4 separate regions of the Homo sapiens genome follow, and regions 2, 3 and 4 are each linked to region 1. Evidence: chromatin loops called from intact Hi-C (ENCODE). Cell type or tissue: heart left ventricle. All regions are shown on one strand. Links, peaks and the distances in the headings refer to the core of each region. The heading gives the core; the rest is flanking DNA.

The links. Peaks named below come from ENCODE experiments on the same cell type or tissue, not always from the same donor. Only the 100,000 strongest peaks of a DNase experiment are listed, where the experiment ranks them.
Region 2: a loop joins it to region 1, with 3 times the contacts of the local background. A loop is called at or near these places in 25 of 110 quality-filtered maps.
Region 3: a loop joins it to region 1, with 5 times the contacts of the local background. A loop is called at or near these places in 28 of 110 quality-filtered maps.
Region 4: a loop joins it to region 1, with 2.3 times the contacts of the local background. A loop is called at or near these places in 3 of 110 quality-filtered maps.

What each region holds. Positions count from the first base shown.
Region 1 is chr14:64,292,383-64,297,723 of GRCh38, forward strand. It overlaps ESR2 (estrogen receptor 2), which reads right to left and starts at 1,989. Exons shown (of 9, transcript NM_001437.3): 1 at 1,651-1,989. In heart left ventricle, for the core only: a CTCF peak has its summit at 2,651 (motif pointing left); DNase peaks (open chromatin) are centred at 1,989, 2,119 and 2,639; H3K4me3 peaks cover 1,377 bases; H3K27me3 peaks cover 1,300 bases.
Region 2 is chr14:64,037,334-64,042,526 of GRCh38, forward strand. The region is part of intron 45 of SYNE2 (spectrin repeat containing nuclear envelope protein 2); the gene reads left to right. Among named protein-coding and RNA genes, the nearest start is that of MIR548H1, 55 kb to the right of the region's middle. RefSeq lists an enhancer at 1-417. In heart left ventricle, for the core only: a CTCF peak has its summit at 2,897; no DNase peak of the experiment used is centred there.
Region 3 is chr14:64,156,884-64,162,224 of GRCh38, forward strand. It overlaps SYNE2 (spectrin repeat containing nuclear envelope protein 2), which reads left to right. Exons shown (of 116, transcript NM_182914.3): 86 at 1,742-1,912; 87 at 2,429-2,559; 88 at 5,189-5,341. Among named protein-coding and RNA genes, the nearest start is that of MIR548H1, 64 kb to the left of the region's middle. In heart left ventricle, for the core only: a CTCF peak has its summit at 2,914; no DNase peak of the experiment used is centred there.
Region 4 is chr14:64,197,833-64,203,173 of GRCh38, forward strand. SYNE2 (spectrin repeat containing nuclear envelope protein 2) reads left to right here. Exons shown (of 116, transcript NM_182914.3): 100 at 4,969-5,131. Among named protein-coding and RNA genes, the nearest start is that of ESR2, 94 kb to the right of the region's middle. In heart left ventricle, for the core only: no CTCF peak of the experiment used is centred there; a DNase peak (open chromatin) is centred at 2,529; H3K4me3 peaks cover 554 bases; H3K27ac peaks cover 2,921 bases.

The DNA of each region.
Region 1 (5,341 bases), core at 231-5,230:
GTGCGGTGCTGGTTACATGACTGTGCATCTGTCAGAATTCATAGAGGTACATTTACAGAGGCTAAATTTTACTGTATGTAAATTATACTGCTGTAGCCTAATTTTTTTAAAGTGCTATTGCATATAAAACAATGTGCTAGACACTGAATTATGAAATCTAACGTTCAAGCATACAATTCTCAAGGTTTCTAGATGTATTATCAAAAACTTATCATTAAACACTTTGAGTTCAGCCTTCAGTATTTTATATTTTATCCATATTTATATTCTATAAAACGACTCAAAGCATCACCTAAAATTATCACATGAATTTTGAATTATTATGTGTTCAACATACACTTATAGAAAATTTCCTTCTTATTCTTAAAAGTGAACATATCAATATCTATTAAATGTTAATTATATGGTTATGAGTTGAATTTACTACTAAATTCTACCTTTTCTGAATTATAAATACATTAAGAAATGTAAACTGTGATTAGATTTATTCACATCCCTCAGAACACTACGAAATGTGTCCTAAACATGTTAATTGATTTCAGAAACTTCTATGTCTTGAGCAAGACTTAAGTGTTAACAAGCATCTGATGGCTTTTAAAATAAGAATGTTTCAGAAATTCATCTAAAAAAATGCTTGAACGTAAAATGCAATCCTACGGTGTATACTCTAATGCCTGTTGATGAACAGATCCTTATAGTTTCCTTCTTCTAGAACTCATATCAAAATACATTTTCTTCAGAAAAAATAGGAGTCAAAGATGTTAATCATGTTCTTTTCATAGTCACGTTACATTTGTTTTACAACACTCTCAGAAAAGCCTTTCCTTTCACATGTTCACTTTTTAAATTACAAACATGTTTCCCCTCACTAGACACCGAGTTACGAAACTTAGAGCAAAAGTAAAACTTTCTAATGGAATGCCCATGTAAATACTAGAAATATAACAAAATAAGGCAAAGTCTGTCCTCCAAAATGTTGCCTACCACACCAAAACACAATCCTGCTTTTTAAACAGCGAGTAAAATTAAATCAACCTTATCTTCCTAAATAGAAGTCCACTCAAAGTTTTTTCACAAAAATGACATTCACTTGACTTAATATTGTCCTTCCAATAAGAATAACACGCAGGGTGTTAGAGGGCAGTTGTTGGACTCCTCTTCAGCAAATAAAGGAGACCAGTTAGAGCTTAGCTTGGTCTGCCCAGGAAAGGAGGAACGCAGCTTGCTGACATGGCTAAGGAATGCCAATTAATACATTTTAAAACCCCTATCATCTTGCCTGAGACGTGTACATCTTCCCAGGCCCTCAAAGTTCAATCAGAAAGTGTATTCAACTCCATTGTCATTTCACCCATAGTGGGGAAGTCCATCGAGGAAAACCATAGGGAAATAAAATGTTTTTCAGTTATTCATATTAGCACAATCAACCCAGAGCTCACGGCACAAACTAAATAAGTTAACTTGCCAGTGTCTTGAATGAAGACATTTAATCAAAGCATGCATTTTCCAACTTTCCAGTAGCTTTCAGGACAGTTGGTTTTGGTGATCGTTTTTTGGTCTTTTATTGTTCTCAACACGACTGGTTTCTCACCGCAGGATTTCAAACAAAATGAGACAATTAAACCACACCTCGAGCGAAGGGGCGCTTACCTTGCAGATAAACACACCGGCCTTGCCTTCTCTAAAATGCGGACACGTGCTTTTCCCGCATTAGGGGGGGTCTCCCGGCGCGCGCCCCGCCGCCACCTGTTGAGGAAAGCGAGCGCACCTCCTGCAGCTCAGGCTCCGGGCGCCAGCCCTGCCCCGCAGCCCCAGAGCCCGTCGCAGCTCGGGTGGTCCCTCCCCGGCCCAGCGCTCGCCGCCTGCTCTTCGCCCTGCAAGTTTCAAGAGGCAGTTATTTCTCGCAGCCTCCGCGCTTGCAACTGCCTCCTGGCGGGGGAGTGGGTGTCCAAAAAGCCAGCAGCTGGAGAAACTGAAAAGATCACAAGCGACTTAACGATAAGCCCCTTCTTCCTTTTAAAGACCGAGAGGAGGGTAGAGGGGAGTAGTGCCTGAGCCCACGTGACCGAGCCAGGGAGCCCGACGGTCTCAGGAACGCCCGACGCCGCGCGTGACCTCTAAGTGGGAGCACCCTCGAACCGACTCCTGGTCCACCCACAAGGATAGTGGCGCACAGATGGCGCTCCCCGCAGCCCCAGTCTCAGATTTAAGAGGTCTGGAGTAGGGCCTGAGAATATGCATTTCCAACCAGGTCCTGGGGGATGCCGACACTGATACAGCCAGTCTGGGGACCACACTTCGAGGATCACGTCCTCAGCCCCTGACTCACATAAGTGTCATTCAGAACAGATGTCTGATTCTAAGGAGCCAGTGGTGAAACCAGAGAGGCTTTGGGTTTGTCAAATCCCCAGCAGCAAACGTAACCTCGGGCCCTGGAGTGGCAAAGCCGTGGACTAGAGGTGGAGGGAGTGGGTTCTCAGCTCTCAAGAGGTCACTGGGAAGGCCTTTCGCGTTAGATCAAAGATCCCAGGTACTTCCTCGAACTCACTTGAAGTGGCACCGGGGAGACCTGTGCCTCCGGCCACGGCGCCCTTCTCCGCTGGAGGCACCTGCCCACCCCTCTTCTCGGGCGAAGGCCCCTCGCGCCCCCTGGTGGCAGCCCCAGTTCCCCCAGCTTAATGGGGTGTTCCCCTCACCCACCCCAGCAGGAGCCCCAGGGTGCGAGACTAGGACCACAGTCTTAACTGGCTTTAAGGCAGCTGTTGCTGATGAAAATGAAAAGGAAAGTAGCATGTGACCCACAGGCCATTGTGAGAACCCCCCAGTGTCACATCTGTGCCTAATTAATCATCAAACCATCTACTCAGGTGGCATAAGGGACATGGTTTTTGAGGGTTGTGATCCAGATCTCTAATAGAGGAAGACGAGGGGGGGCATTTGGAGGGAAAGTTTTACAGTACCAGCCTCAGCTGTTTGGTGTTTAGCCAAAATAGAGAGACGCAAGTGTGCTCTGGGTTGATAAAGATGAGGTCCACAGGTAATGAAGACAGGCTCCAAAGATGGAGAAGCATCTGCTTCATCAGCTAAACAATAGCTGTGAAAAGTCTCCACTGCCCCACCCTAAGTCCAATTTTCATTAAAGCTGAGAGTCCTGGTTTCTCTCAGGTTGAAAGGCAGAGTCTCCCTGTCCTTGAGGCAGAGAAGTTAGTTTGGACGGGAAGAGTGTGTCGCTGGCAAATAACTGCAGCAGACAACATGCCAATCTCAGCCTCCCTGTCTCCTGTCCTGGGGTCTCTCAAAGTACCCAGTCCCCATATGCTCTTCCTCCTTGCCACCTTATGGAGAAAATGTTAAATGATGGTTTAAAAAAATCAGCTTCATGGCCAGGCATGGTGGCTCACACCTATAATCTCAGCACTTTGGGAGGCCGAGGCAGGTGGATCACGAGGTCAGGAGTTTGAGACCAGCCTGACCAACATGGTGAAACCTCGTCTCTACTAAAAATACAAAAATTGGCTGGACGTGGTGGCACATGCCAGTAATCCCAGCTACTCAGGAGGCTGAGGCAGGAGAATCGCTTGAACATGGGAGGCGGAGGTTGCAGTGAGCCAAGATCGCGCCACTGCATTCCAGCCTGGGCGACAGAGCGAGACTCTGTCTCAAAAAAAAAAAAAAAAAAAAAAATCAGCTTCATTTGGTGGTATATACTTGTTAACAAGATATCTCTGGAAATGGAAACCGTCATGAAGGAATTTCAACCATAAGCCAACAGGCAGAAAAAGATAGGTGAGGGTGAAGAAAATGCATCTATCAATATTAACATCATACCTGACGCTGTGCTAAGCACCTGCACAGCATCTCATTTAATCCTCACACCAGCTCAGTGAGATATTGACTCCACTTTTCCAGTGAGGAAATTGAGGCTCACAGAGCTTCTGTCAGCTACCTGAAGCCACCTAGTGAGAAAGGAACCCAGTAACAACAGTGGCTTCATAGACAGCTACCGCTTATTGGACATTTATGCCCCGCTTTCTCTCAATAATTCTTATTTTATACGCAAGCCTATAAGGCAAATTCTATTACCCCCATTTTATACTTGAGAAAATGAATGTTCAGGAAGGTTAAACAACCTCCCTATGGTCACATGACCTATCAGTGGCTAAGAAGGACTTGAATCCAGGAGAGAGGCCAAGGACCCATTTACCTCCATACCATGCCTCCAATCAATCAGAATGAAAATGGCTTGACTCTCTGCTCTATGCAGAACACTGCAGACAAACTTCTGCCACCTGTGTGCCAAGCTTCTGCTCTGTGTTCACTGTGATGCTTCCTTCAGAAGGCATTCTACACACAGGAACAGCATGTTCTCTTTTCAGAGCAGCTCAAACACCCACAGAAGCTGTTTATTATACAAGGAAACCTCACTGCAGGAAATAATAAGCAGAAAATGAATGGGAGTGAGTAAGTTTCCTTCTGACTCACCCTGTCCATCAAGAAAGACAATGGTACCCAGAGATGGAAACTTTGCCTGGTTTAATGCAGAGTGGAGAGGATGATTATTCCAATTCTACCTGAATTGTGACCACAATGATGAAGGGATTATTCTTGAGGCAGTTCATACCAATGGCTAGACCAAAAAGCCCCCTGAAGCCTGGTATTGAGAACGATGCCTGCTATATAAGTGAGCAGGGTCCCAGCCTCATTTCCACCTCACCCCTGACCTGCCTAAGGAAGCACCCACATATGACATTGAAAGGACTGCCTGTCTCCAAAATATCCTACAATGGGGATTGAAATTGTCACCATTAAGTCATCTTTTGGGGATAAAGCATTGAATTGTTAAAATTAAGTCATGTTATATATGATGGGTAATATTAACTTACTAGCATTTATGATTAACAAGATGAGCTTGCAGCATGAGCTAGATGTCACCTGGGAAAGCAAAGGAAGTCAATGTAGTACAGGTATGGTTTGCTGTGAAGAGGAAGGAAAGCCTCTCCATAAAAGGTGCACCTTCCTCATCTTCTCACCCCACCCCTTCTCTGTCTAGCAAAGTCTTACACATCCCAAAGCCAAGAGCCTAAATAAGGTGAAGAGCACATTAGCCCAGTGGAACGTGCACATTGGCTCCCCCACAGCCCTCATCTTACCTGTCAACACAACCTGCGCTGCGATTGGACAGCGCATGTCTTACATCTCTAGCATTCTCCATGGTCCATAACACCCACCTAGCACAATCCACGCGTTCAACAAATGTTTGCTGAAGCCTTTGACTTGGAAAGATCAGAGGGAGAATTTTCCGTAGGAAAGAAACTACCAAGAGGCAAAACAAAACCCTGTA
Region 2 (5,193 bases), core at 1-5,000, 260 kb before region 1:
TTAACGAGCATGCTGCCTTCAAGTATCTGTTTAACAAAGCACATCTTGCACCGCCCTTAATCCATTTAACCCTGAGTGGACACAGCACATGTTTCAGAGAGCACAGGGTTGGGGGTAAGGTCACAGATCTACAGGATCCCAAGGCAAAAGAATTTTTCTTAGTACAGAACAAACTGAAAAGTCTCCCATGTCTACTTCTTTCTACACAGACACGGCAACCATCCGATTTCTCAATCTTTTCCCCACCTTTCCCCCCTTTCTATTCCACAAAACCGCCATTGTCATCATGGCCCGTTCTCAATGAGCTGTTGGGTACACCTCCCAGACAGGGTGGTGGCCGGGCAGAGGGGCCCCTCACTTCCCAGTAGGGGCGGCCGGGCAGAGGCGCCCCGCACCTCCCTCCCGGACGGGGCGGCTGGCCGGGCAGAGGGGCCTCTCACTTCCCAGTAGGGGCGGCCGGGCAGAGGCGCCCCTCACCTCCCGGACGGGGCGGCTGGCTGGGCGGGGGGCTGACACCCCCACCTCCCTCCCGGACGGGGCGGCTGGCCGGGCGGGGGGCTGACCCCCAACCTCCCTCCCGGACCGGGCGGCTGGCCGGGCGGGGGGCTGACCCCCCCACCTCCCTCCCGGACGGGGCGGCTGCCGGGCGGAGACGCTCCTCACTTCCCAGACGGGGTGGCTGCCAGGCGGAGGGGCTCCTCACTTCTCAGACGGGGCAGTTGCCAGGCGGAGGGTCTCCTCACTTCTCAGACGGGGCGGCCGGGCAGAGATGCTCCTCATCTCCCAGACGGGGTCCCGGCCGGGCAGAGGCGCTCCTCACATCCCAGACGGGGCGGCGGGGCAGAGACGCTCCCCACATCTCAGACGATGGGCGGCCGGGCAGAGACGCTCCTCACTTCCTAGACAGGATGGCGGCCGGGAAGAGGCGCTCCTCACTTCCTAGATGGGATGGGGGCCGGGAAGAGGCGCTCCTCACTTCCTAGATGAGATGGCGGCCGGGCAGAGACGCTCCTCACTTTCCAGACTGGGCAGCCAGGCAGAGGGGCTCCTCACCTCCCAGACGATGGGCGGCCCGGCAGAGACACTCCTCACTTCCCAGACGGGGTGGCGGCTTGGCAGAGGCTGCAATCTTGGCACTTTGGGAGGCCAAGGCAGGCGGCTGGGAGGTGGAGGTTGTAGCGAGCCGAGATCACGCCACTGCACTCCAGCCTGGGCACCATTGAGCACCGAGTGAACTAGACTCCGTCTGCAATCCCGGCACCTCGGGAGGCCGAGGCTGGTGGATCACTCGGCGGTTAGGAGCTGGAGACCAGCCCGGCCAACACAGCGAAACCCGGTCTCCATCAAAAAAATACGAAAACCAGTCAGGCGTGGCGGCGGGCGCCTGCAATCGCAGGCATTCAGCAGGCTGAGGCAGGAGAATCAGGCAGGGAGGTTGCAGTGAGCCCAGATGGCAGCAGTACAGTCCAGCTTCGGCTCGGCATCAGAGGGAGACCGTGGAAAGAGAGGGAGAGGGAGACCGTGGGGAGAGGGAGAGGGAGAGGGAGAGGGAGAGCACTGTCTCCTCTTTTGATGGGAGAGAGCGTGAGGAATTTCAGAAGCTGACTGGGGCACGGTGGCTGCAACATAGGAGGCAGATGGCAGAGGAGAGTGACAGAGATGAGGCCTGAGAGGTAGGTGTGGCTGGCTGTGCCTTACGAGTCACATTAACATTTTAGATGTTATACTAAGAAATTGGCAGCCTCTGAGACTGTGTTGATCTGGCTTTTGGTTTTGTCTCTAATGGTGATGATGTATGCTTATGCAAGAGTTGTTTTTCACTGCTTTATATTGTAAAGCTTTAGAGAAAAAAGAAATACATCCTTTAGAGCTGGTATGACACTCTGCCCCATTGTTGCCAGGTTACAAGTATTGGATTTAGGTTTCTGCCTGTCACAAAGTTACCATAGCCATGGGCCATAGCCCCTGAATGGGAAAAGGGATAGTGAAGGTTACTGACTTGCCTCTTGTGACTGTGCTAACATGTTGGCCAAGCTGGAGACCATGCTCAGTCATTTAGAGCTCAGTGTTTTCAATGCTGAAGTGGAATGTTCACTTTGTGAGTCAGGGGATGTAAAGATCAAAATGTCGTGGTCCTGCCCTTAGGAGGAGTTCATGATATTCTTCTCACCTCCTATTCTTTTCCAAACAGACCCAAATGAAAGGAAAGATACATGTTTGAGAAAAAGCAACATTTTAAAAAAAGAGTAGACGTTGTTGGCCATGTAGCCCAACCATGCTTTGATAGAATGGTCATTTTCCACTTTAAATTTATTATTAACTTTGAACATTTTATTTATGCTCAGAAGCTCAATATGTAGGCTTTAGTACACTCTTTAAAATTATACTTTGTCTTGAGTTTATGCTAAGTATAATTTCTGTTTTAAGTAGGGAAATTTTAGGAGCATGGGAGAAGGGAAAGAATGAGATATCCAGGGGCTTAGAATTTATAAGGGCTCAAAGAGAGGCTGTTCATTGATAGATACTCCAGAATAGACACGGGCCCTTGAAAAGCTTGTACCTTTGGGGAAAAGTAGACCAGGAAAATCTCAAGCCAGAGAAGGACTATGAAGCTTCTTTTTCCAGTTACACATGGAAATAAGAGGTCTTGCATGAGAAACCTAAATCAACCCTATGTCTTAAGCAGGTTTTGAGTCTAAATTTATACTAATTGCATTGTGGAGCAGGTCTAGCCAAGAAATTAACATGACAATCAGTCTCTAATCTGTCTGTCTATCTACTTACTTACCTACCAGTCAGGCCAAAGAGATTCCCACAAGTAGGTTAAAAAAAGTAAAGTCTGATAACAAATAATTAGTAAGAATGAATGAATAAATAAATAGCACAAAGGAACACTCTACCACAAGGAGGAGTACTCATCACATCAAATGAGAGAATACCCTAAGAAAGTGAGATAATGCAGCAATCTGAAAGATATTTTACCATAACGTGTTTAAAATGATTAGTAATTAAAAAAAGAAGAAATTGAAATCATAAGGAAAGAATACAGTACTTTGAGAACAAAAGGACGGATTTGAAAAATAATCATAAGGGACTTCAACAAACAACAAAAAAAGTCATTAAATGTAGATTGCTTTGGCCAAATTAAGCAGCAAATTTGACATAGTCTGAAGAGACTTAGTTAGAATATATGACTGAGAAAATTATCACAAAATCCAACATCTATAAAGAGACATATCCCCTACTGTAGAAGTGAGGTTAAAAATATATATATATATATATGTATATACATATATATGTATATATTTTCTGAAATATTTTCAGAAATATATATATGTGTATATATTTCTGCCATATATATATATATGGCAGAAAATAGGAGGGAGTTTTAAGAGAGCCAGAGGCTATACTGCAATGATTGAACACATTTCTGATAAGAGCTTTAGGAGGAGAGAATAGAGAGATTGGAGGAAAGGCAAAACTTAGAATTTTCCAAAATTGAGGAAAAATATGAATCTTGTTTCAAGAAGAACAGAGAGCCTTGAACAGACTAAATAAAAATAAATTCTTATCTAAATGCATTGTACTTAAAATAGTAAAACACCAGAGCCAAAAAGAAGAATCTTAAAGGCAACTAGAGAAAAAAGATTACCTCTAATAAAACAAGTATGTCAATAATAAATTTCTCAACATGGAAAGTCAGAAGGCAGTGCAAATAAGTTCTTCAAGGAACTGTCAACCTAAGAGAAAATAGCTGTCAACCTAGCTGAATTATCATTCTAGAATGAGGCAAAATACATTTTGAGACAAAGACTGAAAGTTTATCTATCTCAAACTTCAAACAAAAATATATTAAAGAAAAGCTTAAATGTGAAGAGAAAATATTTAAATCTTTACAAGAGAATATAAGGGAACATTTTTGTGATCTTGGGGCATAGAAGACTTTGTTAAACAGGCCCTAAAACCACAAGCCTAAACAGGAAAAGAGAGACAAATTTTGACTAGATTAAAACAGTATGCTTTTGTTCAACAAAAGACATCATACACAAAATTTAAAGACAATCTACTGAAAGATAATGACAATGCATGTAACTATTAGAAGATTAATATCCAGAATACAAAAAAATAGCCCCAAATCACTAACAACACAATAAAAAATGGACAGTGGATATGCAAAAGCAGTTCGCAGAAGGCAGGACTCGTATGTCCAATGAACATATGAAGAGTAGCTCAGGCCAGGTGCTCTGGCTCATGCCTGTAATCTCAGCACTTTGGGAGGCTGAGGCAGGAGGATTGCTTGAGCCCAGGAGTTCCAGACCAGCCTGAGCAGCATAGAAGACCCGATCTCTAGAAAAAAATTTTTTAAATTAGTTGGGTGTGGTGGTGTGTGCCTGTGGTCCCACCAACTTGGGAGGCTGAAACAGGAGAATCAGTTGAACCCAGGAGATTGAGGCTGCAGTGAACCATGTTCACACCACTGCACTCCAGCCTGGGTGACAGAGCAAGACCCTTTCTTAAAAAAAAAAAAAGAAAAAAGAAAAGAAAATAGTGAAAATATCACTATGCTGGTAGGAATATAAACAGTAATTCAATGTGGAGGATAAATCAATAACTATCTATTGAGAATCAAAGGAAGCACACTACTACCAGTAATTTTTACTCTACATAGATATCTTAAGGAACTCCACACATGCACAAGAAGAATCATACAAGGGTATATATCACAGCACTATCTATTATATGAAAAGTTGGAAACAATATTGTTTTCCACAGTAGTCTAACAGATGAAAAATTCATTTTCATTCATTCAGTATAATGAACTAGATGTATAATCTGTTAACATGGATAAACCTCCAAACCTACTGCTGAGTGGAAAAAAACAAGTTATGACATGATACATCCATGATTCTATTTCAGTAAGAATTAAAAACCCATAAAGCAATGTTATATGAATACTAACATATGTAGTGAAAGTATAAAAGTGTGTGTATAGACTTTAGAACAGTGGTTCTGGAGAGGAAGAGATGAAAAGGGATAGAGGTTGGGCTTTAAATTATTTTCTTAATACAGAAAATTATATCACTTTAAATCTGTGTGGTCAGTAATGTGTGTCTGTTATTGATATGGTTTGGCTGTGTCCCCACCCAAATCTCATCCTGAATTGTAACTCCCACAATTCCGACATGTCATGGG
Region 3 (5,341 bases), core at 271-5,270, 140 kb before region 1:
TTATCCAGCCCTGTTTGGGGCAGAGATTGAGGAGCCTCCCTGTCACTGTGGATGTGCCAGCATTCCTTGTAGTTATTAAACAGAAAACAGGGTCTGAGTGCAGAGCTGTGTGATTGTACCCAAAACTCACATCACACTACCCATAAAGATGGCCTGTGGAGCCACTATAGTGATCACATTCCATTTCAACCCAGATCCTTTTTAAAAATTGAGATATAATTCACATACCATAAAATTCACCTTCTAAGGTATAGTTCAGTGATGTTTAGTATATTAACAGAGATACACAGCCATCACCACTATCTCATTACAGAACATTTTCATTACCTCAAAAAGAAACCTCCATACCCATTGGCAGTCACTCCCCACTTTTCCCCTTCTCCAGTCCCTGGCAGCCACTAGTCTACCTTCTTATGGATTTACCTATTCTGGACGTTTTATATAAATAGAATCATATGCTATATAGCCTTTTGGGTCTGGCTTCCTTCACTAAGCATAATGTTTTCAAGATCATCGGTGTTGTAGTATTTACAGTACTTCATTTATTTTTATGGCTAATATTCCATTGTATGGATATACCATATTTAGTTTACCTCTCCATCAGTTGATGAACATGTGGGTTGTTTCCATTTTTAGGCTCTCATGAATCGTGCTGCTATGAACATTTGTGTCAGGTTTTTATGTGAACATACGCTTTTAATTCTCTTGTGTGTATAAGAGTACAATTGTTAGGTCATATGGCAACTCTATTTAATTTTTTGAGGAACTATCTAGCTGTTTTCCACAGTGACTGTACCATTTTACATTCCCACCAGCAATGTATGAGGATTCCAGTTTTTCCACATCGTCACCAACACATTATTATCTGACTTTTTGATTATGGCCATCAAAGTGGATGTGAAATAATATCTCATTGTGGTTTTGATTTAGGTTTCCTTAATGACTGTATATGTTCAGTGTCTTTTCATATGTTTATTGACCATTATATATGTTCTTTGGGGAAATGTTTAGTCACTTCCTTTGCCCAGTTTTTAGTTAGTTTATCTGTCTTTAATATTGATTTGTAAGTTTTCTTTACATACTCTTGATTGTATCTGAGATCATTTTGGATATGCAACAGAATGCTTGGACTTTTTTCATCATTATCAGAACATACCAGTGGACAAAATACATTCACCATTGCTTGCCTCCTGCTTTGCACTTGCCCATCATTTTGGTAGAGCATGTTCCTCTCCAATTGGTGCTTGCTCTGTAGTAATAATCAGACTTAAGTGCCAGGTAACATCTTACATTTATAATGTTGTGCTGTTGTCAGAGCATTTTCACAGACACTATTTTATTTGTGTTTTCAATTATTATCTCTGTTTTGTGGATGAGGAAACTGACTCTAGGGTCCAATAAGTTGCCCAAGGTCAGAAAGCTAATAGAATATAACTGAACCTTGCACTCACAAATTCTAATACTCACCCAGTGTTCTTTCCCTGGGCTGTCTCTTCCTAGTCTGAACTCCTTCAGTGCTGATCCTTCTGATCTTTGGGCTCTTTTTCATTCACTCATTATAAAACAGCCTTCTCTGATATGTTCTTATGCATTGACCTACCCTTTCCACCTTCAGTTAATCACTGGTGATCCTTCAATACTCTCAAATTGAAATGCCTAAATTGGACACAATGGTAGATCTGTTGGAGAGCATGTCTTCTCAGTGATTTTCTAAATCAGTACGTTTCCACTTTTTGTCTAGGTCAATCAGCTCAAAACCTCCATGCAGTCAGTTTTACAGGAGTGGAAGATTTATGATCAACTCTATGATGAAGTGAATATGATGACAATCCGATTCTGGTACTGCATGGAACACAGCAAGCCTGTGGTGTTATCATTGGAGACCTTGAGATGCCAGGTGGAGAACCTTCAGGTAAATTAACCAGAGCTTGGCATGGTGCATTATTGGCAGGAAATTACAAATGGGAGGAAGCACAGTAACGGGCATAACTGTGTTTGTGCCCTCCCACAGAGAAGCACAAAGCATGTTAAATAGCAGTTTCAAAAGAATAACTGGAAATTCCAAAATAAGTCACATGAGCCAAATCAGTAAAACATTGTAAAATGTTTGAATTTTGAGTTGAAAATGTTGAATCTTCCTTTATTTTCCATGTCCATATTATTTCACAATTTAAGGTTTTGGTTTTTGAGTGGCCTTTTTTTTTTCAGTATGCCTAAGTGCTAAGTACTTTATATTACTTAGTACTTAAAAGTTCAGCCTCAAATAAAGAATGCCTTCTCCATTGTTTTCTTCACATTCCTAATAGTTTATCAGAGCTGTAAGATTTGAGTGTTATTGCTACATAGTAGCAAGTGTTGAGAAGCTGCCACCTTCTTTGGAAGTAGCCAGGCCATTCTGAAACTTAAATTTCTTGTTTGTGTCTCTTAGTCTCTGCAAGATGAAGCTGAGAGCAGTGAAGGGAGTTGGGAGAAACTCCAGGAGGTTATCGGCAAACTCAAAGGTCTCTGCCCCTCTGTTGCTGAAATAATCGAAGAGAAATGCCAAAATACTCATAAAAGGTATGCTTTCAGATATAATTTGAATGATAGATATCTTTATCTTAATGACTTGTGAAGAATGAGGGGGCATAGGCATTGTAAAGTCTTCTTCCTCCTCTGAGATGACTGGTTTCCTACTGTTCTGGTCTCTTCTGCTTTGATGAATCTAGTCTATGTAAGATTCTATGTCATGAGGGCTGTGACATCCCTTGTACAAGTGTTTGGTATAATTAGTCTAGAAATGGCCTAATAACAACCCCAGTGTACTCACTTACAGACAGTATAGACCAAATGTCAAGTTCGATCTCGGAAACACCAAAGTCAGAGGCAGAAACAGACAAAGGAGTGGGCCAGATGGGCATCCTGCAGGGGGTGTTCAAACATCACTGGAAACATTATAAGGTGGAAGAAAGGGGATGTTAGAGTATCTGTTGCGGAGGGCATTTGTGGGTTTGGAAGGAATTCTTTGATGAACTACTTATGGTGGGATATGAAAGCTCCCTTTAAGGAGTGTGGCCCTAGTTAATTGCAGGGCTTTTATTTTGATGAGTGGGATATAAAAGTTGGCCTCCAACCAATTGATTAGAGATAGGGATGAAGAGTTATGCTATCTTAAGTGTCCTTCCTGATTATTCCTGTATGCAGTTTCAGCCTCTCTTGTAAATCAACTTCGAACAAGTAATGAACAAGGGACCCCAAATTATATACCCTGCAGTGGTGCCCTTAGCTCTTGATCCAGTCTTTATTGGAAGACGGGGAGGAGACAGACTAAGAGGAACCTGCAAATGCATCTGACTCCACATACAATATCAGGGCTACCGTCAAAACGTATGGCAGGGCAGTCTGTTGGTAAAGGAACTCAGTTGTTACGCTGCACGTACACATTCACTTGTTGGCACAAGAATATGTTGGAAGGCATGTTGAAAAACATGCATAACAAAAAGACTGAAGAGAAGAACACTAAAATGCTAATAGTAGTTACCTCTAGATAAATGAGATGTCAAGCATTTTTTAACTTCCTCATGGATTGGTAAGTAGGTAGGATAGATAGATAAAAAGAAAAATATCTGGAGGGATTTTGTTTGCTTTTTGACAGTGAATATATGTTGTATTTATAATTAGGGAAAATCTTATTTTAAAAGACAGTTCTGATAAGATTTTTGAAATGCATAAAAGTAAAGCAGTGTGCTATTTTCCACCTTTGATTCTTTAATCAGCAGGGTCGAGGATATTGTTGAGGATATTGTGGAGCAAACATTCTCATGTATTTCATGTTAGAATGTAAATATAATGCTTTCAGAAAGGAGATTGACCATTTATTCCCAAAGCCTTACAAATATTTACATCTTTATATTCTTTGACTCTGTAATTCTCCCAGAAATCTAGTCTAAGACTAATATCTTGAAATACAGAAAAAAAGCCTTTTGAATAAAACTGTATCTGAGCATTATCATAATAGCAAAAATTACAAATATCTTAACTATCCATACTAAACAGGAATTAAACTAAGGAATTTAGCAATTAAACTAAGGAAACAAAGAAAAAAAAACCCACAGACCATTTGTACAGCCACTTAAAATGAGGTTTACTTATTTTCTTTTATTACTAACGTGGGGAAAATATTTTTTAAAAGTTAAATGGGCCAGGCATAGTGGCTCATGCCTGTAATCCCAGCACTTTGGGAGGCCGAGGTGGGTAGATCACTTGAGTCCAGGAGTTCAAGACCAGCCTGGGTAGCATGGTGAAACCCCATCTCTACAAAAAAACAAAAATTAGCCAGGCGTGGTGGCATGCACCTGTGGTCCTAGCTACTTGTGGGGGCTGAGATGGGAGGATCACTTAAGCCCAGGAGGTCAAGGCTACAGTGAGCTGAGATTGCACCACTGCACTCCAGCCTGGGCAACAGAGCAAGACCCTGTTTCAGAAAAAAAAAAAAAGTAGGGAAGAAAGGCAAGATACTAGAGTCTGTATATGGAATAATAAAACAATTTCCTTTATTTCCACTTCTATGTAAGGAACATTTGTGTAAACAGATAATAAATTTTATTTGATATAAATACAAAGTTAAAACCTGTTTAAAGATAGCATATCTCTATAAACTGGGAGCCTCTTCATGTGGAGTCATTTTATCAGGCATACAGTTCAGTGTTTTCTCCATCTTTGCCAAAGAGACATTCATAGGCGGGGCGCACCATGGCTCACACCTATAATCCCAACACTTTGGGAGGCTGAGGCAGGAGGATTGCTTGAGGTTGGAGGATTACTTGAGCTGCAGAGTTTGAGACCATCCTGGGCAACATATCAAGGCCCTGTCTCTACAAAAAAAAAAAAAAAAAAGTTTGAGCTCCCTTCATCACTCCCCTCTCTTAAAAAAAGAGAGTGAAACATTCATAACATCATAGGTATTTGTTGCCAATCATACATTTTGTAGTTTTTGTGCAATATTATAAAGTCAAGTAAATAGCCTAATTTGGATTTATTTTTATATAATGGTTTCTATAATGGTGATGCCACTAATTTTAAAAACCATTTAACAGTGTCTTCTTAATGATCCATCTGCTAGTAACTTACCAGTAGAGTGTGTGCATTGTACTTTCGCTACAAGAGAAAGGAGAGAATGAGGGTTATGTTATTTGCGTTGCACTGACAGGTGGACTCAGGTGAACCAAGCCATTGCAGACCAGTTGCAGAAGGCCCAGAGTCTGCTCCAGCTCTGGAAGGCCTATAGCAATGCTCATGGTGAAGCTGCCGCAAGGCTGAAGCAGCAGGAAGCAAAGTTTCAACAGCTCGCAAACATCAGCAT
Region 4 (5,341 bases), core at 257-5,256, 95 kb before region 1:
CATCAATGTTATATTCTCATCCATTGCTAGTTAAAAGAAAAACTTTATTTGCCTTGATTGTTTTCTGCATTTTTACCCATAATCACTGCAAAAGAACTCTTCTAATTTAAAGCGGCTCTTAGGCATAATTCTTTTGTTTGGTTTCATAGAAAACATTTTGCTTTTGTTCAGGTCTCCCAATAAAGAGCCTATGCAGGTGGAAGACTTCGCTTTTGTACCTAAAAATTTTGTTTTTCTGATTCTCATAACTGGAATTTAATTCAGGAAATCATGCTGCTTTTTCCTGGAGAAAGGTTATTTGTTGAAATGTCTATGTGAGAAATGTTAAGAGCACCTGGGTCAAAACCTGGGCAAGTGCAGAGATGGTGGCCACGGCAGCAAAGCGCTCAGGTGGTTGATGTCAGGCAGTGTTGTGGTTGCTTCTGTGTGCCAGCAGTCTGGTTTCTGAATAGGTTTTCTCATTTCCAGATATTAACTTGAGATTTTAAATTTTTCAAGAGTAGTGTTAACAAGGCCCAACAATGTGGAGGTCAGTTGCCTGGGTTGGCAAAAGACAAATACTTCCTGACCTGGGACAGGTGATAATTAGATTACAGTGTCTGTACAGAACAGAACGATACACGCTCAGCAGTGCACCTGATGAGTCCCAGGGTAAGTTGTTACCTGATGATCAGAGGAACAACATTTAGATTCCCAGGCATTTGGAGGTATTAGGCCTCTGGATGGAGTTTGGGATATACCGGCTAAATCCTGGCTGGATGAGTGCTTTGTCACTTGGTGACCTTCTTTTCCTTCCCTCCCACCTTCCCCCCCTCTTTAACTTGCACTAAGTATGCCTGTGATGTGAATGTCCGTCACTGCTTCATTGGCCCTGTGTGAAACCAGGGCTGAGGAGCACGAGTGGCTCCTAGGCTGGCAGCACACTGCTTTGTGGCAGAAGGGCTCTGATATGCTCTGGTCTTTACCTCTTTTCTTTAAAAATCTAATTTGGCCACCTCTTTATGAAGAAGACAAATCAGACAAATTGGAAGGTATGAGTGAACATCATTTACTCCTTCAACAGCTATTATTGAGCAACTCCTATGTTGTATTACAGTGTCAACATTACATCTAAATTAGGTGATGACCTCTCTGGGAAGAAGTCCTATCTTCCAGCTATCTCTGAATCCTCAGGGTCTGTGCAGGATCCAAGACAAGGCAAATGGTTAAGTGTTTACTGAAAGAAAATCATGGAGGGGAAACGTGGGCAGCATGTATTGAGCCTTCCAGCCTCCTCCCCAGGCACCTGCTAAGAGCCCAGGTTGTAGCATCTACTATATCAGCTCCTACCCCTCAGTGTATCCTGAGCTATGAGTCCAGACTTCTGGTCATGTTCTCTGACTGCAGCAAAATGATCCTGTATCTCCAGTATGTGCATGTTAGTGTGTGTGGGATTATGTGAGAGGATGGGTAGTGCTTAAGAACAGCAGCTCCAGACCAGACTACCCAGGTTAGAATCCTGCTTCCGCTATTGACCATGTGACTTGGGCAAGCTCTTTACTCTCTGTGCCTCGGTTTCCTCATCTGTCAAGTAGGGATAATAATACTACCTATCTCCTAGCATTGTTATGAAGAGGAAATGATGCCTGTAATCCTAGCGCTTTGGGAGGTTGAGGCAGGTGGATCACTTGAGGTCAGGAGTTCGAGACCAGCCTGGCCAACATGGGGAAACCCTGTCTCTAGTAAAAATACAAAAATTAGCTGAGCATGGTGGCAGGTGCCTGTAATCCCAGCTACTCAGGAGTCTGAGGCAGGAGAATCACTTGAACCTGGGAGGCGGAGGTTGCAGCGAGCCCATGTCGCAGCACTGCACTCCAGCGTAGGCGATAGAGACTCTGTCTCAAAAAAAAAAAAAAAAAAAAAAAGTACATGAGTTGCTAACATGGAGCACAACAGGCCTAGCACATGTGGCCATCAGCGTGGGATATAGATGTTTTATTTTAATAATTAAGTTTATAATTTTAAAGCATACACATTGTAGAAATTTTAAAAGAATGGGATGACAGTAGACAGTCTCATATTTTATTCCTACACCCCATTGGTTTGTTCTGAGCACCCCATTTTGGATACCACAGCCCTGGGGAAACCAAGCAAATTATTCCCCCACCTTCTCCATACCCCCTCTGCGTGTTGCACACCTAACCCCCAGGGTTAACAGTTCAAGATCACCACAGTCCTGTGGATCTGTACCCAGGCTGTTGTGTTGCTAGTTAGCTCCTTTCATTTAACCAGTTGAATTCTTCCGGTGTGTTAATTGCTTTAAGTTAGAAGAGAGGAAACAAGGAAAAAGAAAAATATATATAAATAAATACTTGGATTCTAGCCCTCTTCTTTTCAAAATAAGAAAGAGGCTGAGATTCTTAGGGTGGAATAGGGTCAGGGGCTAGATGAAGGCCGTGGGAGATTTCATTCTGGGAAGAGGGAGAAGTGGGGAGGGCAGGAGAGCTGTGCAGAGGTCACGAGCCTGAGCCCTTCCCCCACCCCCGGGAAGCTCTCGTGGCTGGGCCTCTTCTCCAGCAGAGCCTTCCAGGAGGGCAGTCCCTCAGGAACTGCCTGGAGGACTCCTTGTCCCACAGTGCCAGGGGTTCTCAGCTACCCTGGTAGTTGTCTGGAGTGTTCTTTTTGGAACCAGGGCAATCAAGGTGGCAAGATACTGGGGTGAGGAGGGTGTACCTCTGAAGCCATAGGAATGAAGGCAGGATCTAGGTTACAGCTGTATCCAGGCCTGGTCCTGGATTCTGTTACTTTCTTTTTAATAAATCATCTGTGGCTTTGAAGGGAACGTATCCTTGTGGTGTTTGCAGTAAGAATGTAATTTGGAAAACATGGCTCCTTGAAACTTATCACAACTGTAAGTTGCTGGGCATTTATCTCCGAGGCATTCTGCCTTTCACATGTTATATCTCATTCAGTCCCCTCAGCTACCCAGTGAAGGAAGGTACTACTGTTAACACCATTTTATAGATGGCATTAAACATGGCCAGGACGCAAACCCAGGCCCTGACCACAGAGTCTGTGTTCTTCCACCTCCAGACCACATGTCCTTCTTCCAAGCTTGCCCTTGAGAATAAAACACTGATGAAAGAACTTTGTGAGGTCCAATGCCTTGTAAATAAAGCGTGATTGTAGCATCATGTGGTCCAGCATTCACTCTGTGCAGCTGACTTTACATGCAGCCTCTTATTTCAAGCTCACCGCCACCTGCAAGGTGGATAATTTTACAGATCATGAAGAAACTCAGAGTCAGCGGTTAGGTACATTGCAGGGTGCAGAGCTCTTAGATGGGAGAATGGAACTTGGGCCCAGGTCTGCTTGCCTCTGGAGTTCCGGCCCTCACCTCACCCGATGCTACCACTTCCCTGAAGCTTAAGCAGCTTTGCGGGTGTACTTGAAATAAGGGGGCTGAGGTGAAAGGACTTTCACTAAATCTTAAAAGTAGCTGGTAATGGAACTAGAAGTCAGTCCCATGGAAGTGCCTGTCCGTATTTGTCCATTCACCAAGCATTTGTGGAGAGCTTCCTGCCCACCAGGCCCTGTGGGAGGTGCTGTGAGTGCGGCGGAAACTGGCCGGCTGCAGCCTGGCCATGGCACTCCCTGTCCTGGTGGGTGCACAGTGTCTGAGAGAGTGCAAGGTTAGAGGCAGAGTGGCCCCTGAATGCTTGAGGTACAGAGATCAAGGGGCTGAACCGGTTTTTCAGGGTAGGGCAGGGACTATTGAAGGCTTTGAGCGTGGATCAGACTTGCCTTCTAGAACTTACTTACACTTTGGCTACAGAACCAAAGGTGGGCAGGAAGTCTAGGGGGCTGAGAGGAGGTTGTTCGGTCAAGTAAGAGGTGATGGTGGCATGGAGCACAATGCTTCCTGAGAGTTAGGGTCAGTGCACCCATTTATCTCTCTAGTGCTCCCAGCTATGGGGTGCAGTTCTGACAGCATCTCCCAACGTAAGTATTGATAAGTGGGAACTTTCCATTGGAGCCATTACTTTTAAATGTCTGAAATTAACTACAAATCCCACAGAACGCCAGGACAGATCCTGGCTCACCTCGCTCTGCTTTAGGACTTTAAGGAAAGCGGTTTATTGGAGCATTTTATTTTAGTATATATGTCAGAAAAAGATTGTTTTCCCCCAACAGCTACATCACGTCCCCTTGACAGCATGTGGACGTGCACGCCAAGTTGTACTCATGCCATGCGTGTGCTTTCAAATCTGCTCCACGCCGAGTTGGGCCGGATGGGAGCTGAGGCAGACTGGCGAGGGAGATCACATTTAGAACTGCGCTTGCGTGCAGATTTCCTTTGCCCCCTCCCTTTTAGACGGACAGAGATGCCCCATAATCTACCCGCATGGGCTGGTTCAATGTATACGGCTGGGTGAACCCCTCATACTGAAGCGGTAGGGCTTGGCACATGTTCTCTGCTTACTCAGAGAGGAGGGTCCCATGAGAGGCCTTGTGGACCAAATACCACCAAGTGAACCAGGCGTGTAACATCTTTAATCTCCCAGGGTAGATCACCGGCTGCTGCAGTCTCAGGCATACCCACGGCAGAAACTGGGCAGAAGTCAGGAGTGGTTATTTTCACTTAGGAAAAAATGGCATATCTTCTCACCTCTGGAGCCCCAGGAAGATGAACTGGGTCTCAGGGGCTCTCACTCTGGGAATGATAGGACTTCCATTTGCATGGGTGGATTAACTCTCAGTCCTTTTGAAAATCAACAGAGGCAACAGCCTTGCAAAGCTTCACATATTCTCTGAGAACTCGTATCTGGTGACATGAGAGTTGTTCTGATATAAAATCAAAGCAAAATAGATTCTTTTTTACCCTGCAATGCTCTTACTGGCACATTCTTCCACCACTAAGTATTGGGCTTTTGTTTTCCATCACTGGTTTTTTTTTGTTTCGTTTTGTTTTTCTGCAAATATGTGTAGGGTGAAGAAGCTGAAGGAGACCTTTGCTTTTATTCAGCAGTTGGACAAAAACATGAGCAACCTTCGCACCTGGTTGGCTCGAATTGAGTCTGAGCTTTCCAAGCCTGTTGTTTATGATGTCTGCGATGATCAAGAGATCCAGAAGAGGCTCGCTGAGCAGCAGGTGGGACAATCAGAAATGAGCTCTTGCAAGAGTACGGTGTCCGCGATATGCACTGACTGAGGCCTTCCCCGTATATCTATGTGTTTTCACGTGCTCACATTCCATAACATTGGTTTGCTTTTTCCAGAGAAAACTGACCACCTTTCCATGTTCTTATATCTGTCTCTTGAGTGCTCCCTCCCACATTCATGTAGCTTTTTGTGAAACTGT